Regions from separate parts of the Homo sapiens genome. Here regions 1 and 2 are each linked to region 3. A link is an interaction called in ENCODE POLR2A ChIA-PET data of the cell type or tissue named here. Cell type or tissue: CD4-positive, alpha-beta T cell. All regions are shown on one strand. Links, peaks and the distances in the headings refer to the core of each region. The heading gives the core; the rest is flanking DNA.

The links. Peaks named below come from ENCODE experiments on the same cell type or tissue, not always from the same donor. Only the 100,000 strongest peaks of a DNase experiment are listed, where the experiment ranks them.
Region 1: POLR2A ChIA-PET joins it to region 3 with 11 read pairs; 10 of 35 experiments call an interaction of 5 or more read pairs at or near these places.
Region 2: POLR2A ChIA-PET joins it to region 3 with 12 read pairs; 12 of 35 experiments call an interaction of 5 or more read pairs at or near these places.

Annotation. Positions count from the first base shown.
Region 1 is chr5:56,009,754-56,015,374 of GRCh38, forward strand. No RefSeq gene overlaps it. Among named protein-coding and RNA genes, the nearest start is that of IL6ST-DT, 17 kb to the left of the region's middle. RefSeq lists enhancers at 2,232-2,301, 2,452-2,581 and a silencer at 2,712-2,761. In CD4-positive, alpha-beta T cell, for the core only: no CTCF peak of the experiment used is centred there; DNase peaks (open chromatin) are centred at 2,718 and 3,048; H3K27ac peaks cover 1,307 bases.
Region 2 is chr5:56,048,567-56,054,187 of GRCh38, forward strand. No RefSeq gene overlaps it. Among named protein-coding and RNA genes, the nearest start is that of IL6ST-DT, 56 kb to the left of the region's middle. In CD4-positive, alpha-beta T cell, for the core only: no CTCF peak of the experiment used is centred there; a DNase peak (open chromatin) is centred at 2,405; H3K4me3 peaks cover 1,202 bases; H3K27ac peaks cover 2,287 bases.
Region 3 is chr5:56,099,134-56,104,754 of GRCh38, forward strand. ANKRD55 (ankyrin repeat domain 55) reads right to left here. Exons shown (of 12, transcript NM_024669.3): 11 at 3,361-3,453; 12 at 547-1,171. The coding sequence ends at 1,050. Among named protein-coding and RNA genes, the nearest start is that of IL6ST-DT, 110 kb to the left of the region's middle. In CD4-positive, alpha-beta T cell, for the core only: no CTCF peak of the experiment used is centred there; DNase peaks (open chromatin) are centred at 1,499 and 3,256; H3K4me3 peaks cover 848 bases; H3K27ac peaks cover 2,856 bases.

The DNA.
Region 1 (5,621 bases), core at 170-5,169, 90 kb before region 3:
ATAATGAAAGCCTAAATGTCAGACCTTTTTTTTTTCCCCTGAGACGGAGTTTCACTCTTGTTGCTCAGGCTGGAGTGCAATGGTGCAATCTTGGCTCACCGCAATCTCTGCCTCCCGGGTTCAAGCAATTCTCCTGCCTCAGCCTCCTGAGTAGCTGGGATTACAGGTGCCTGCCACCACGACTGGCTAATTTTGTATTTTTAGTCGGGACAGGGTTTCTCCATGTTGGTCAGGCTGGTCTTGAACTCCCAACCTCAGGTAATCCGCCTGCCTTGGCCTCCCAAAGTGCTGGGATTACAGGCGTGAGCCACTGCGCCTGGCCCAGACCTTTATTTTACACACACACACACACACACACACACACACACACACACACACACACTGCAGTTTGTTTCACTGAAGACATTGGGACTTGGTTTCAATTAGTTTCTGGTTCAAACAATTAGTTAATGGCAGGATCAAGATGATAAACCACTGTTTTGGCCAGGCACGGTGGCTCATGCCTGTAATCCCAGCACTTTGGGAGGCCGAAGCGGGTGGATTACTTGAGGTCAGCCTGGCCAGCATGGTGAAACCCTATCTTTACTAAAAATACAAAAATTAGCTGGACATGATAGCTGGTGCCTATAATCCCAGCTACTTGGGAGGCTGAGGCAGGAGAATCACTTGCACCCAGAAGGTGGAGGTTGCAGTGAGCCAAGATCACACCACTGTACTCCAGCCTGGGAGACAGAGCGAGACTCTGTCTCAAAAAGAAAAAAACAGCAAAAAAATGATAAACCACTATTTCAAGTAAATGTGAAATAGGACTGAGCGTTGAAGCAGCCTGAATCTGACATTAAATCCTATGGTGACCTATCACATGGAGACACAGAGGCTTGCGGGCAAATAACTGAAGTTCTTGATAACTAAGCTTGATGGAGGACACAGAGAGATTGTTCAGGCTAAGAATCACCAATGGATTTTTGTCATTTTAATGATATTATTAATCTGTAAAGGTATTGTTTAGAAAACATTGCCATCATATAATTCTTGTTAATTGCTTAGGATAATAAATAATATCTGCCATTTATTATTAATCACCCATTACATGCCAGGCATTCTACTTAAATCATGTCACTTAATCCCTTCGACCATCTGGAAAGTGGCACTACTGTCCCATTTTACAGATGAAATCAAAGCTCAGAGACACTAGGGAACTTGCTCAAGGTCACACAGTGGGTAAATGTCAGAGCCAGGATTCTAATTCACATTTGTATGACACTGAAGCTCAGGCCCTTTCTATCACTTACAGTTAATGAGTGTGGATGACCCAGAGACTAAGATTGTTTCCTTCATGGCCACATCTTTAATTTCTGCCAATCTGAAAACAAAACTTCTGCACAAGCGTTAGTGTCCTTAACCAGAGCTGCTTGCCCAACACAGTCCACACCATTAAGATTCTCTACTGCAAACAGGGCTTTCGATCCTTCCCTTTTACAGTGAATTCACACTCAGTTTGACCCCAGCTCTCCAAAGCTTTCTATCTGATCTTGTTTTCTGTTTTCAATTTTCATAAGCATGTCAGATTCCTTTCTTGAATGTGAAGGGGAGGAAAAGAATCATTATATAGGCCGGGCGCGGTGGCTCACGCCTGTAATACCAGCACTTTGGGAGGCCGAGGCGGTCGGATCACCTGAGGTCAGGAGTTCGAGACTGGCCTAGCCAACATGGTGAAACCCAGTCTCTACTAAAAATACAAAAAAATTAGCTGGGCGTGGTGGCGGGCACCTGTAGTCTCAGCTACTTGGGAGGCTGAGGCAGGAGAATCACTTGAGCCAGAGAGGCATAGGTTGCAGTGAGCCATGATCACACTGTTGCACTCCAGCCTGAGCAACAAGAGCGAAACTCCATCTCAAAAAAAAAATCATTATATAAAGTCAAATATGGATACCTTTTGTTTGAATAAACATGAGAGATTAGGGCAAACACTCAGGTTAAATAGGATATGACTACTGCTTAGGGTTAAAGCATGACAATAAATATTTTTAGACAACTAACTGAAAGACAGGTCTGTCCTCTCATTTTCCTGAGACCCATATACATACTTGAACATTAAGCAACGGGTCCTGGAGAGGGAGGTAAGAAGTATTTCACATTTCTACAATTTTGCTGAAATAATCTTACATGTAGAACATACACATCATGCTTTTATTTGGAAAACCTCATTCCACATGGAGGGCATTTGGGCTGTGACGGGGTGGGCAGATGACTAAGTCGGAGTCAGAACATCTCTATTTGAGCTCTGTAACTTCCTGACTATGCAGCCTTTGGCAAATCACATAATCATTCTGAATTTCACTTTCCTAATCAGTAAAATGTGACTAACAACAGCTGTCCCTGACTACTGCAGAAGGATAGTATGAGGGCCAAATGGGAGAAGAGATGGGAAAGGGCTTTCTAAACTGTAAAGTGCTGGGCAGATGTTAAGAGTTAATGTCAACTCTTGGAGAACATCCTAGCTTTGTGTATTACTATGAGTGAGAAGGTGGCAGGCTGCGGAGGTGGTGGTGGTGTGCTAAGGAGGATACTGGCAGTTTTTATATTCAGATGCTAAATCACAGCTGTTGGGCAGGCAGAAAGCCAGGGCAAAGCCTGCTCTCTCTAGCTGCACCTGAAACCCCAGTTTCCTCTACACTATTCACTAACTGCCCTGCCTATGAGCAGGGAAGTGTAAGGCCCTTCACCTCCCACAATCACAAGCAGGAGGGAAGAAGCCAGCACTGAGCCACAGAAAGGCTGAGTCACTAATAAAAACTACCATTTATCAAATGCTTACTATGTGTCAGGCAAGATGCTAAGCATTTTACATATATGATCTTATCTATTTCTCATATCAGCAAATAAAGCTGGTCTGATTATTATCCCCATTTTACAGATGAGGAAAGTGAGAGTCAGAGAAGTCAAATGACTTGCCTACGATTGTAATTAGACAGGAGTCTCTACCAAGAGTCAAATCCAGGAGATCTGATTGTAAAACCCACATCCTCAAACACTAAGCTATACTGCAACTTCTGGTTGCAACCTCACATGCTCAGCTTCCTGCCACCAAACACAACTCCATTGGTGGTATCCAGTTCCAAAGAGAGCAAATACAGAAAAGGACTTTGGGCGCTGATGCTGGCCGGGCAACTCCATTTCCTACTCACCACGCAGACCTCCCTTAGTACAATAATGTCCTAACTTGAGGAGTGACCAGGCATTTACCTGGTAACCTGTATCTTCTCAATGGGGAAAGAAAAGGAGAGCAAAATATGTTTGTGCCTCGAGTGTCTGGCTAATAGTTGTCATAAAGTTGTTTAACTCTAGTTAGGCCACAGCAGAATTAGAGTTATAATTTATTTTTTTTTTTGAGACAGAGTCTTGCTCTGTCTCCCAGGCTGGAGTACAGTGGCTCAGTCTCGGCTCACTGCAAGCTCTGCCGCCCGGGTTCACACCATTCTCCTGCCTCAGCCTCCCGAGTAGCTGGGACTACAGGCGCCCACCGCCACGCCCAGCTAATTTTTTGTATTTTTAGTAGAGACGGGGTTTCACCACGTTAGCCAGGATGGTCTTGATCTCCTGACCTCGTGATCCGCCCGCCTTGGCCTCCCAAAGTGCTGGGATTACAGGAGTGAGCCACTGCACCTGGCCAGAATTAGAGTTATAATTAAGGCAGGACGTGCCAAGGTGATCACAGCCAAAGGTCCCACTGTGACCTGGGAATGCGGTTGTTGTTAGCAGCGGCAACAACTGGTACTTCACCCAATCCCTCATTTCCATAGATCAACACAATCTCCATCTATAGCAAACATTTACTTAGCATCTGTGGAGTGCCATGCTCAACGTCAGGTGCCAGGAACATACACATGATAAGGCACTTTGACATGAGAAAAAGCAGTAGAAGGAAGTATATAATAATAACAGATTGGTGCTTCAGAAAGTACATGAAATTGAATTCTGAAGAGGAGGTGATATGGTTTGGCTGTGTCTCCACCCAAACCTTATCTTGATTTGTAGCTCCCATAATTCCCATGTGCTGTGGGAAGGATCTGGTGGGAGGTAATTGAATCATGGGGGCAGGTCTTTCCCATGCTGTTCTCATTATAGTGAATAAGTCTCACACCATCTAATGGTTTTTTTTTTTTTTTTAATTTTTATTTTTTTTATTGATCATTCTTGGGTGTTTCTCGCAGAGGGGGATTTGGCAGGGTCATAGGACAATAGTGGAGGGAAGGTTGGCAGATAAACAAGTGAACAAAGGTCTCTGGTTTTCCTAGGCAGAGGACCCTGCGGCCTTCCGCAGTGTTTGTGTCCCTGGGTACTTGAGATTAGGGAGTGGTGATGACTCTTAACAAGCATGCTGCCTTCAAGCATCTGTTTAACAAAGCACATCTTGCACCGCCCTTAATCCATTTAACCCTGAGTGGACACAGCACATGTTTCAGAGAGCACAGGGTTGGGGGTAAGGTCACCGATCAACAGGATCCCAAGGCAGAAGAATTTATCTTAGTACAGAACAAAATGAAAAGTCTCCCACATCTACTTCTTTCTACACAGACATGGCAACCATCCGATTTCTCAATCTTTTCCCCACCTTTCCCCCCTTTCTATTCCACAAAACCGCCATTGTCATCCCGGCCCGTTCTCAATGAGCTGTTGGGTACACCTCCCAGACGAGGTGGTGGCTGGGCAGAGGGGCTCCTCACTTCCTAGTAGGGGTGGCCGGGCAGAGGCGCCCCTCACCTCCCGGACGGGGCGGCTGGCCGGGCGGGGGGCTGACCCCCCCACCTCCCTCCCGGACGGGGCGGCTGGCCGGGCGGGGGGCTGACCCCCCCCACCTCCCTCCCGGACGGGGCGGCTGGCTGGGCAGAGGCGCTCCTCACTTCCCAGTAGGGGCGGCCGGGCAGAGGCGCCCCTCACCTCCCGGACGGGTCGGCTGGCCGGGCGGGGGGCTGAGCCCCCCACCTCCCTCCCGGACGGCGTGGCTGGCCCGGCAGAGGGGCTCCTCACTCCCCAGTAGGGGCGGCTGGGCAGAGGCGCCCCTCACCTCCCGGATGGGGCGGCTGGCCGGGCGGGGGGCTGACCCCCCCACCTCCCTCCCGGACATGGGGCTGACACCCCCACCTCCCTCCTGGACGGGGCGGCTGGCCGGGTTGGGGGCTGACCCCCCCACCTCCCTCCCGGATGGGGCGGCTGGCCGGGTGGGGGGCTGACTCCCCCACCTCCCTCCTGGACGGGGTGGCTGGCCAGGCAGAGGGGCTCCTCACTTCCCAGTAGGGGCGGCTGGGCAGAGGCGCCCCTCACCTCCCGGACAGGGCGGCTGGCCGGGTGGGGGGCTGACCCCCCCACCTCCCTCCCGGACGGGGCGGCTGCCGGGCAGAGGGACTCCTCACTTCTCAGACGGGGCGGCTGCCGGGCGGAGGGGCTCCTCACTTCTCAGATGGGGCGGATGCTGGGCGGAGGGTCTCCTCACTTCTCAGACAGGGCGGCTGGGCAGAGACGCTCCTCACCTCCCAGACGGGGTCGCGGCCGGGCAGAGGCGCTCCTCACATCCCAGACGGGGCGGCGGGGCAGAGGCGCTCCCCACATCTCAGACGATG
Region 2 (5,621 bases), core at 184-5,183, 51 kb before region 3:
CCTGAAGCCACAAGCTAAAAACAACCTGGTTTTAGCTCAGAACAGTTCCCCCCAGGGCTGTGTCTGTGCTCTTCCCCTCCTTTTGGGGGAGTTGTTCCTTTGCACCCTACTGTTTTAATACACAACTTGAATCTTCTAAATATGATGGGTATGTTTGCATATGTATATTATATTAATTCTTTTAATTAATTAAAACTGAAATATGGGCCCACAAATCCACTGCTTGTGTAAAGAAACAAAAAAGAAGTGGAGAGGAAAAGTTTTCTTGTGGTCATAAGCTTTTCTTTTTTTCTTTTTTTTTTCTTTTTGAGACGAAGTCTAGCTGTGTTGCCCAGGTTGGAGTGCAGTGGCTCAAGCTTGGCTTACTGCAACCTCTGCCTCTCAGGTTCAAGTGATTCGTCTGCCTCAGCCTCCTGAGTAGCTGGGACTACAGGCGCCTATCACCATGCCCGGCTAATTTTTTGTATTTTTAGTACAGGCAGGGTTTCACCATGTTGACCAGGCTGGTCTTGAACTCCTGACCTCGTGATCTGCCCGCCTCAGCTTCCCAAAGTGCTGGGATTGTAGGCGTGAGCCACTGCACCTGGCCTACAAATATTTTTATTTTTATTTTTTTTGAGACGGAGTCTTGCTCTTTCGCCCAGGCTGGAGCGCAGTGGCGCGATCTCAGCTCACTGCAAGCTCCACATCCTGGGTTCACACCATCCTCCTGCCTCAGCCTCCCGAGTAGCTGGGACTATAGGCACTCGCAACCACGCTTGACTAATTTTTTGTATGTTTAGTAGAGACAGGGTTTCACTGTGTTAGCCAGGATGGTCTTGATCTCCTGACCTTGTGATCCACCCGCCTTGGCCTCCCAAAGTGCTGGGATTACAGGCATGAGCCACCGCACCCGGCTGCTCGTAGGCTTTTCAATCATCCTTTCCCTTGTCCTTCCTGCTTATATGAAACAAGAGGTGCCCTTTTCTTTCTAAGGTATTTAAGATCGTATTTAAGTTCAAAATATGGTCTGTCACAACCAAAAGAATTCTGATTCATACAATAAACATAGCAACTTTCCTGAAGAGTCATTTTTTACTATCAAATTTTTGCAAATCTCCCAATGTCATTTTTATTTTAAACCATAGATATACAGTTGTTACTCAATATCCATGATGGAGATTGGTTCCAGTACCCCCTATGCATACTAAAATCCATGATGCTCAAGTCCCTAATATAAAGTGGTGTTGTATTTGCATGCAATCTATGCAGATCCTCTTGTATTGATACAATGCAAATGCTATGCAAACAGTTGTTATGCTATATTGTTTAGAAATAATAAGAAGAAAAAAAGGTACCTACATGTTCAGTACACAGTACAGATGCAGCCATTGTTTTTTTTTTTTTTTTGAGACAGTCTTGCTCTGTTGCCCAGGCTGGAGTGCAGTGGCGTGATCTCGGCTCACTGCAGCCTCTGCCTCCTGAGTTGAAGCAATTCTCTGCCTCAGCCTCCTGAGTAGCTGGGATTACAGGCACCCACCACCATGCCTGGCTAATTTTTGTATTTTTAGTAGAGACAGGGTTTCACCATATTGGCCAGGCTGGTCTCGAACTCCTGACCTCGTGATCCACCTGCCTCGGCCTCCCAAAGTGATGGAATTACAGGCGTGAGCCACCGCGCCTAGCAGCCAACCATTTTTTTCCCCTGGAACATTTTCCATTGGCAGTTGGTTGAATTCATGGATGCAGAACCCATGGATATGGAGTGCCAATTGTATATTATTAAACAGAATGTCGGGATATGCTCTAGGTCCCCAGGGCTGTGCATTCCTACCTAGAGGCACTTAGGTGAGAAAGTTGGAGGACTGCTGTCACTGTTTTAAGCTTAAGACAGGGTCAAATTACTTTTTTCCTTCTTGTATATTCCTTCATGGGGGAGGAACTTTTGCTGGGAACCTGTGAAATGATGAGCTTTTTGTGCACTTTCTAGTTGGATGCATTTTTGAGATGTGGGGCAACAGAAGCAGGAGGCTGCAAGAGAGCAGCAACATCTGAAAAGTCTGCTGAGCCATCTGGCTTCAGGAGAATTTACTTAGTTTGCTTCCTGGAAGTTGTGATAAAATTTATAAATAATTTATAACACAAGGACTTCAAGAGAGGCATATTGGAAAACTCAGTGCTATCTCAAACTGTCTGGAGCAAATTATAAGCCTCAGCTATCTCCCCCACTACAAAAAAAAATGCAAGTTTTGAGTGGAAAGGAAACACTTGTAGCTCCATTTCCTCTCAGGCACAAGCAGCTCTAAAAAAAGAAGCAATGTGAACAGAGTGTCTCAGAAAGAGTTGCAGCTATTGTTTGCAAAGTAAGGAGGAAGCAAAGCAATAATATTAACAGAAATAGTTTGAAAATAGAGCAAGCAAGGAGAATTGCAAAGTAGAAAGTATACCTAAGGGGGTAGAAACATCAGATAGGATCTACCTCAAGGCATGGAGAGATCTTTGTTTGTTTCCTTTGTTCCACAGTTGAAATTATCTTTATCTTCCAATCTAAACATTGCCTACTTTTTGTTTCTTTTCTTCTTATTTTATGTGGGAGTTTCTATTTGAATTTTAGTCATGTTGTTTTGAGTGGATGATCAGCCACAGCAGGATATGCTTTTTTTTTTTTAAGTGAGATTAAACACGAGTTAGATGGTAATCAGTGAGGCTGGTTATATACATAAATATCTGCACATTATTTTAATGTTTTCCATAGTTGTAAATTTTCACAAAGAGATCCATGATTCTATGAGGAGTCTATTATAAAATATGCTATCTACTCACTTTGAATCTTGTCTAAGTTAACCTCTTTTCTTTTCTATAAAATAGGTATTGAACTTTATGAAAAGAACCAAAATGATCTTCACTGGAGTTGGTTAGGATCATTAGCTTTATCACATAAAAGCTTCTGGATTTTTTTGTTTATTTGTTTTTTATTTGGGGTTTATCTTTGTCTGTTTTCTGTTGCTTATACCAGAATACATGAAGCTGGGTAGTTGATTTAAAAAAAGGAATTTATTTTTTACAATTATAAGAAATGAACTTATTTCTTTTTTTTTTTTTGAGACGGAGTCTCGCTCTGTCGCCCAGGCTGGAGTGCAGTGGCGGGATCTCGGCTCACTGCAAGCTCCGCCTCCCGGGTTCACGCCATTCTCCTGCCTCAGCCTCCCAAGTAGCTGGGACTACAGGCGCCCACCACTACGCCCGGCTAATTTTTTGTATTTTTAGTAGAGACGGGGTTTCACCGTTTTAGCCGGGATGGTCTCGATCTCCTGACCTCGTGATCCGCCCGCCTCGGCCTCCCAAAGTGCTGGGATTACAGGCGTGAGCCACCGCGCCCGGCCATGAACTTATTTCTTATAAGGCTGGCAAGAAGGTCAAGCCTGAGGCTGACAAGTCCAAAGTCAAGAGGCTGAATCTGGTGAGGGCCTTCTTGCTGATGGGGACTCTCTGCAGAGTCCTGAGGTGGTACAGGGGCTGAGCATGCTAGCTCATCTTCTTCCTCTTCTTGTAAAGCCACCAGTCCCCTCTCATGAAAACTTGTTGATCCATTAGTCCATTAATCCATTAATCCCTCTTGACCCAAGCACCTCTTAAAGGCCTCAGCTCTCAATACTGTCACATTGGGGATTAAATTACAACACGAGGCCAGGTGTGGTGGCTCACACCTGTAATCCCAGCACTTTGGGAGGCCAAGTCGGGTGGATCATGAGGTCAGGAGATTGAGACCATCCTGGCTAACCTGGTGAAACCCCATCTCTACTAAAAATACAAAAAATTAGCTGGGCGTGGTGGCACACACCTGTAGTCCCAGCTATTTGGGAGGCTGAGGCATGATAATCGCTTGAACCCGGGAGGCAGAGGTTGTGGTGAGCTGAGATTGCATGATTGCACTCCAGCCTGGGCAATAAGAGTGAAACTCCGTCTCAAAAAAAAAAAAAAAAAAAAAAAAAAATTACAACACAAGCTTTGGAGAGGATAGATATTCAAACTATAGCAGGACTGATCTTAAAAATCAGTTGCTAAACATTATGTTTTGTTAAACATGTTTCAGTTGTTCAACATGTTTTGTGCTAAATTCATAGATTGTATTTTGATCACATCAGTGGGAATGACTTTCATATCAATGGATCAAGATTAATTTGATGAGATAAAGTATAACTCATTTTAAAGAAAATTCTAAAGTCACTACATATGGTGTGGTGATTTCAGCTTGGCAAACACTAGAACAAAACCATTATGTAGCCAATGCCCTGTGGTCTGTCATATACTCAAATACATACCATATGTGTTGTGTCAGCATGCCAGATTACTTTTGTACCTCTACTCTGTGGAAAATATTCAAATGCTATGATAATGACCAGATAAATAGTAATGATAAGTCAATGAGTCCCGAGTGTCCAAAGTGTAACTTGAATGGATTAAAGAATAACTAGGTTGTCTAACATCATCCTGATATGGACAGGAGGCAGGGAAATACTAGGTAGAAAAGGATGGGGTCCCTGGAAAGGGCTCTACTCTCAAGCCTGGACCCACAGCCCTAAATGAGAGCATGCATTCCTGTTTTCTTGCCCAAACGTTGCCTTTTCAAAACCACCCTGGCCCACCACACCCCCCAATCCTGTACCCATAAAAACCCCAAGGGTCACTGGCAGAGGAGCAGAGCAGAGTGGCAGAGAAGGAGAGAAGAGAAGAAGCAGCTGGACATCGGAGAAAAGCAGTTTGACTTCAGAGGGATGGTTTGATGGGTGGGACTTTGGGGAAGAATTTGGCTGAGGATGGCCGAACTCCAGGGGAAGATTATCTTCCCACTCCATCCCCCTTCCAGCTCCCTTTCTCACTGAGAGCCACTTCCACCACTCAATAAAATCCTCCTTGTACACTACCCTTCAATCTGTTTATGTGACCTGATTCTTCCTGGATGCCAGACAAGAACTTAGGTACTAAGAGGGCAGGGTATAAAAGGCTGTCACCTTGACCCTCCACTAAGCTGGTTAATGCTTAAGCTGTTCACAGATGGCAAAGCTAAAGGAACACACTGTAACACACACCCTCTGGGGCTCCAGGGGTCACGGGCAATCCCTAGATGCTGCCACGGGCTGGTAGGGGTTTCCTTCCCACCAGCGCCCAAAGACACTCACTGTGGCTCCTGCACCCACCTACCTGTGTGGTCTGCCTCCAGCAAGGAGTTTGAGTGCTGCAGGCTGAGTAAGTGAGCCACCCCTTTGCAAGTCCCGTGAAAAGGTCAAAGGAATGATCCCATCTCAGTCCTATGAACTAGTTCCCCAAATAGGCTGCTCATCAGAAACCAACAGAGAGGTCTAAAACTTTGTAAAATTTAAATCTAGTAAAATTCACACTTTTGGGGGCTCTATGAGTTTTGACATATGCTTGTCACTACCACCACAATCAAGTGACACAACTTGGGGTAGAACAGTCCATCACCCCTCCAGAAATGCCCTGTGCTCAAATACCCCTTTGTGCTCAAAACCCAGCCTCAGCCTTTCAATCCTGGAAACCACTAATCTGTTCTCCTTCACTATGGTTTTGCATTTTCCAGCATGTCATATAAATGGAATACAGTATGGAAAATGGGTTGTATC
Region 3 (5,621 bases), core at 357-5,356:
TATAGTCTAACCTTTCCAAACAAATACTACTAATATAAAGTGGTGAATGTTATACAGGTACTTGAGATATTCACAAAATAATATCTAGGCTCCCAAATAACATAGAGTGGCCATCATCTTATGTGGCTAAGCCTTGAACTTTATGCAGACCCCTAGCACAAATCAATCCAAACAACACATAATTATCTTAGTAAGATCCGCAGTTAGTTGTAGTCATTCAAAACTTTGCTAAGTCTTAAGTTTGCGAAAGTCTTGAGTAGGCAAGAGACCATTATTTTGAAACAGAAAAATAGTTAAATATGTAGAGTATTTGAGAAATGTGTGAGAACTGCCTATTCAACTCTGTTGGGCCAGGATGTAGATCTTTCCAAATCACATGACTTCTCCCTGTTGGCACAATCAATCATATCTGAAAATGATGACATATGGAAATAATTAAATAACAAAGAAGAGAGATAAACATTGTCAAGTGACTTGGGCTGTAGCCAGGAACTGACAATGTTAAAAAATATTTTGCAGAAGATTGTACATTTAAAAGCCGTAAACTGTGACTGATCATAGGAATTTATTTTTAAATAGGTTTCATTAGTTCAAGTTAGAATGACAATAAATGTGAAGACATGTTTGTCTGGGATGTGGTTTTTTTTTTGTTTTGTTTTTTGCTTTTATTCAGCAAAGCGTACTTTTTTTCCCAAAACATAAAATCATTCAGCAAAAAAACAACCAAAGAACAATAACAAAAAAACAGTGCACATGCCACAAAGCAAACCAAACATAGCTCAGTTTTCCTACTGATAACATATTTTGTCTTTTAATTTTGGCATGTGGAAGTCACAGAAATTCACAGACTTAATATGCACACCCAAATATTCTAAGTGCTTATTTAGGGAGTATCTTTATTTGGAATAAAGAATTTCGAGTTATAAAACTGATGGCTTATAGAATGCAGCTTACTAAATTGGTCTTCGTTCTTACAAACTGGAGTAATCTTGTCCTTTGAGAGTTGAAAATACATATTCATCTACATTTCTGCAGCGAGTGGCCCACAGTTAATTTTCATCACTGGTGGGGTTGGCAGAATGTTCACTCTCTTCTGCTGCTGTGCTGTGTCTTCGTTGACTTGGAATTGCAGGAAGCACTCGGTTTGTCCGCAGAGGTTCTCCAGATAGAACTGGGAAGAAAGAATAGAACAAGAGACTTTCAAGATTTGCTTCTCTAACAGGAAGGCGGCAGGAGAATTGTATTGTGTTTTAGGAGTCGAGGCATTTCTAAGAAGTGTGTCTTGGTGAGAGCTAGACTGCAGAGAGAAGCTGTGTATGTATATCTTGTATATATATCTGTTCAGGCTTGCTGCATGAAGTCTGGGATTTCAAATATGCACACATAGAAGACTGTACCAAGTGTGATCAAACATGATTGGGCTGTGTGTGCCTGGCAGAGCTCTTCCTTGGAGTGGAGTAGCTGTTGATGTTCAAAAACTGCTCACAAGGTTCTAAAGAAGGCCCAAGACATTTGTACTGTGCTTTTATGCAAACCTCAAAAGGCTCTCAGGCTTCTTTTAAGAAAAGCACTGTGGGCCCTTTCATTTCTTTTTTGTAGAGCTAAGTTGATCAAAGATCTTTATCTTTCCTTCTCTCCTGAAACTTAACTGTGAAAAGCAAAGCTCTTGGGCCCTGCCAAAGAAAACCTCTCTTCGGCTTCTCCAAGCTCCAACAGCATTCAAGACTGAGTGGCTCTTTCCTTAACTAGATGTTTTTGTGGCTACAGTTCTGCTTAAAGACAGGTTCGGGCTTGAATTTCATTCAATGATAGAATTGACACCATCCAAAACGTTCACTTTACACACATCTGTAAAGGGCAGAGGAACTGATCTGTCAAGGAAGAGGTCTTGGTTTCTGCTACTAACTCTCTGTGTGACCTTGGACATATCCCTCTACCTCTTAGTTTCCTTATCTGCCAAAAGACAGAGTTGTACTAAGACCCTATTTTTCATTGTTTTTACCTAAAGAGTTCTAGAGCTCTTGGTTTGTCTCCTTCAAACCCTAGCCTAGGGGAGAAAGACATACTGGATATATACTCTATGCAAACAGTGTGCCAAGTGTTTTACATATGTTATCTCATTTAGTACTCCGATAAATCTTATTAGAATAGCACTATTGTTATGGACGGTGAGGAAACTAAAGTACAGAAAGGTTGAGAAACTTATCTGAAATAGGACAGCTCCTAAATCGTCTAACCTGCACTTAGGAGGATGTGGAGGGGCTGTGTGTGTGTGTGTTTGTCTGTGATAAATGCAGTGGGGTGCAATTGGAAGAAAAAAAGAAAATAGAATCCAGTAAGTATTGCTTATTTCATGAGGCAGTAGACTCAGTGTCCTGTAGTTTTGTTCCTGGCTCTACAATGGGAATAATAATAAAACTTGCTTTATTATTATTATGCTTCAGAGTATAGATATGAGAATATTCAAACTCAGAATCTCTGGGTGGGGGACCCAGGAATCTACTTCACAACAAACACCCCAGGTAATACTTAGGCACACTAAAGTTTGAAGATCACTGGCCCAATGGAGTATATTAATATTTTATATTAGGAGAATTTTTTTCATATAAAATAAATCAATAATACCAAAAGTAATCCTGATGAACTGCATTTTTTTTTCTGCTTAGGAATGCATGGACTGTGAGTACAGAGGCGATGTACATTTCTATCTGTCCAGTATAGTAAGGAAACTGATATCAGGAGGCCAGTCTTAAAAGAGAATTTTTAAAGCACCTTCCTAAAGACATTAAATAATACATGTAAAAATAAACTTGTTATTGTTTCAATAGTTCAAACACAAAAATTCCTAAAGGGAGGGAGTGTTATTTTTTTAAAAAAAATAAGCATTTAAAAAAAAGCTTTAAAGATGGTCTCTGTTTTCCTGTAATTTATAAGTGTTGGCACCTGATGTTCCCTTGAAAAATGAAAGTAGGGCTGGGCGTGGTGGCTCACGCCTGTAATCCTAGCACTTTGGGAGGCCGAGGTGGGTGGATCACTTGAGGTCAGGAGTTGGAAACCAGCCTGGCCAACATGGCAAAACCCCATCTCTACTAAAAAAAATACAAAAATTAGCCAGGCGTGGTGGCAGGCGCCTGTAATCCCAGCTACTTGGGAGGCTGAGGCAGGGGAATCGCTTGAACCTGGGAGGTGGAGGTTGCAGTGAGCTGAGATCATGTTCATTGCACTCTAGCCGGGGCGACAGCGCAAGACTCCATCTCAAAAAAAAAAAAAGAAAAATGAAAGTAAACGGAAATAACATTTAGTTGTGTCTAGATATGTTAACACTTGCAAAGGAAGCTGCGGAAGATTCATAATACTTACATTTTTGATCTGGTAGGGGAGCTAGGTTGTTCCGAGTGAAAGGAAGATCCCTGATTTTGTGTCTGTTTGGGGAAAGATGCTGAAAATTTTGTCCTGAAGATAAACATATTTGCATCAATTACTTGAGACTCAACCAAGTGCAAATTACAGAATGCAATGGATAAGAGAATCATCAAAGTTGTTACAGATCACTAAATTTAAGGTGGTAACAATAACAATGAAAACAATGATAGCTACACTTTATTGCATTTCTGTTATATACCAGTCACTGTTTAAATGATAGAAAAAGGTACTAGAAATCATTTCTTGAGAGTACTAGTTTAAATAAAATTTTATAAAGAAACACACTGGGTTACTCACCCCATAAAAGTTAAAGTTGAAAAAAAAGGAAATAATATAGATATGGCATCTCTTATATATTCATCAAATCTTTGATGAAATGAGTGGGTGATGAGTAGAGTATTTTCTTCTAAAGCAGAGTTTCTCAGTCCTGGCTGCACATAGGAATTATCTAAGAAGCTAGAAAACATACTGCTTTCCTGGCCACATCCCAGGTTATTAGATCAGAATCTCTGGAGGTGGGGCATGGTGTCAGCTGTTTATCAGCTCCCAGCTGATTCAAGTGCAGCCAGGATGGAGAATCATTGACCTGGAAGACGGAATGGGGTAGATGCACTCAGGAAACCTATTCTTTAACTTGGACAGAAAGCAGTGGTGTGTGCATGGACCATGTGAGCCAGCTCTTGAGAGCTGATGGTTACATTTTCAGAAATTTTGTGAACTGTTTGACATCACACTAGTGTCTTGAAATCAGCCATGGTGGGTGTATTTACACCGTGAAAAATCAGCAAGCACAGATTTTTCTCCTGGAAAGCTAGCTGTTAAACATTCATCAATGTACTACTGACTTTAAGATACGGATGTTCGATACCTGAAAATAGAAGGGAACACACAAATGTGATTTAAATCCATTTTAAAATTGACTGGATGGTGTCATGAATAGGAGCTTGGTTGGGCTCTGGGGTCAAACAGAATTAGGCTTGATTCCCTGCTTCCCCACTTTTCAGTTATATGACATTGGGCAAATGATATTACCTCTCAACACCTCAATTTTTTCATATACAAAATGGTGAAAATAATTGTATATCTTTTCCACTTGTCATGAGGATTAAACTGGAGAACAAGGGTAAAGCATTTAGCTTATAGGGTAAAGTACTCAAAAGACCTTAACAAAAAAAGATTATTTGATCTTTTGCCTATCAGTCTAGTAAGAAAGAACCAGAATTGCTATAGCAATGCTCCTAGACTTTAAGGGTCTTCTGTTGGAGCAAAATAGCATAAGAAAAAAAGAAAAAACAAAAGGATTAGCCAAGAACAACTTGCATCTGTTTAAGTGAATCTCATGGTGGATGGTCTGTGCAGAAGCGGCCACCTCAGCAATGTTAGTTGATGGAGATTAAATCTCCAGTCTCCCTGGTGGATATTTTGCCATTATATTTTATCCTTTTGAACACTGAACATCAAATAACTTCAGGAGCCATTATTTACAGAGAAAATATTCCTGTGTAGAATTAACATGAAAATTTATATTAGCGAACAACTATTTATCCATGAACACTTGAGCAGAAATTTGTAAAACCAACGAGATAATAATTTTGAGTTATGTTTATGGAACACTTACTTTTGTCAGGAATAGGGATAAATGCTGTAGGCATAATCTTATTTAACTCTGACAATCACTTTTTCTTGTGAGATACATTCTATTATCATCCTCATTTTACAAATGAGGACCTTGTGACTTGGAGGAGTTCTAAAAGTGCTCAAGTCACACGCTAGGAAGGGACACAGCCTAGACTTCAACCCTATAGGGCTGACCCTGTAACTTCTATTATTCTGCCTCCTCTAAGCAGATGGGAGCAGTGGGCAAAGAAGGGCTACAGCAGTGACTCGGAGATGAAGGGGAGTTAAACTTTATTCCATGTTGGCATTTTGCTCAGTTTTCAGGGACAGGGTGGAGCCGTGCATAGCCCAAAGCTGTCTGGTGCTGCAGGCAACTCCAGGGAGTGTTCAGCTTTGGGGACAGGGTCAAGGACCACTGTCCTAGAAAAAAAGGATAGGAAATGTTTTCACAGTTACATGATGGAACCCGAGGTGACTGCAGGATTAATAATAATAATAATGATAATAACAATAATAAATAGATAATTCAGCAATCATCCATTGAGCACTCATCATATTCCAGACCCTAGAGTACAAAGAGG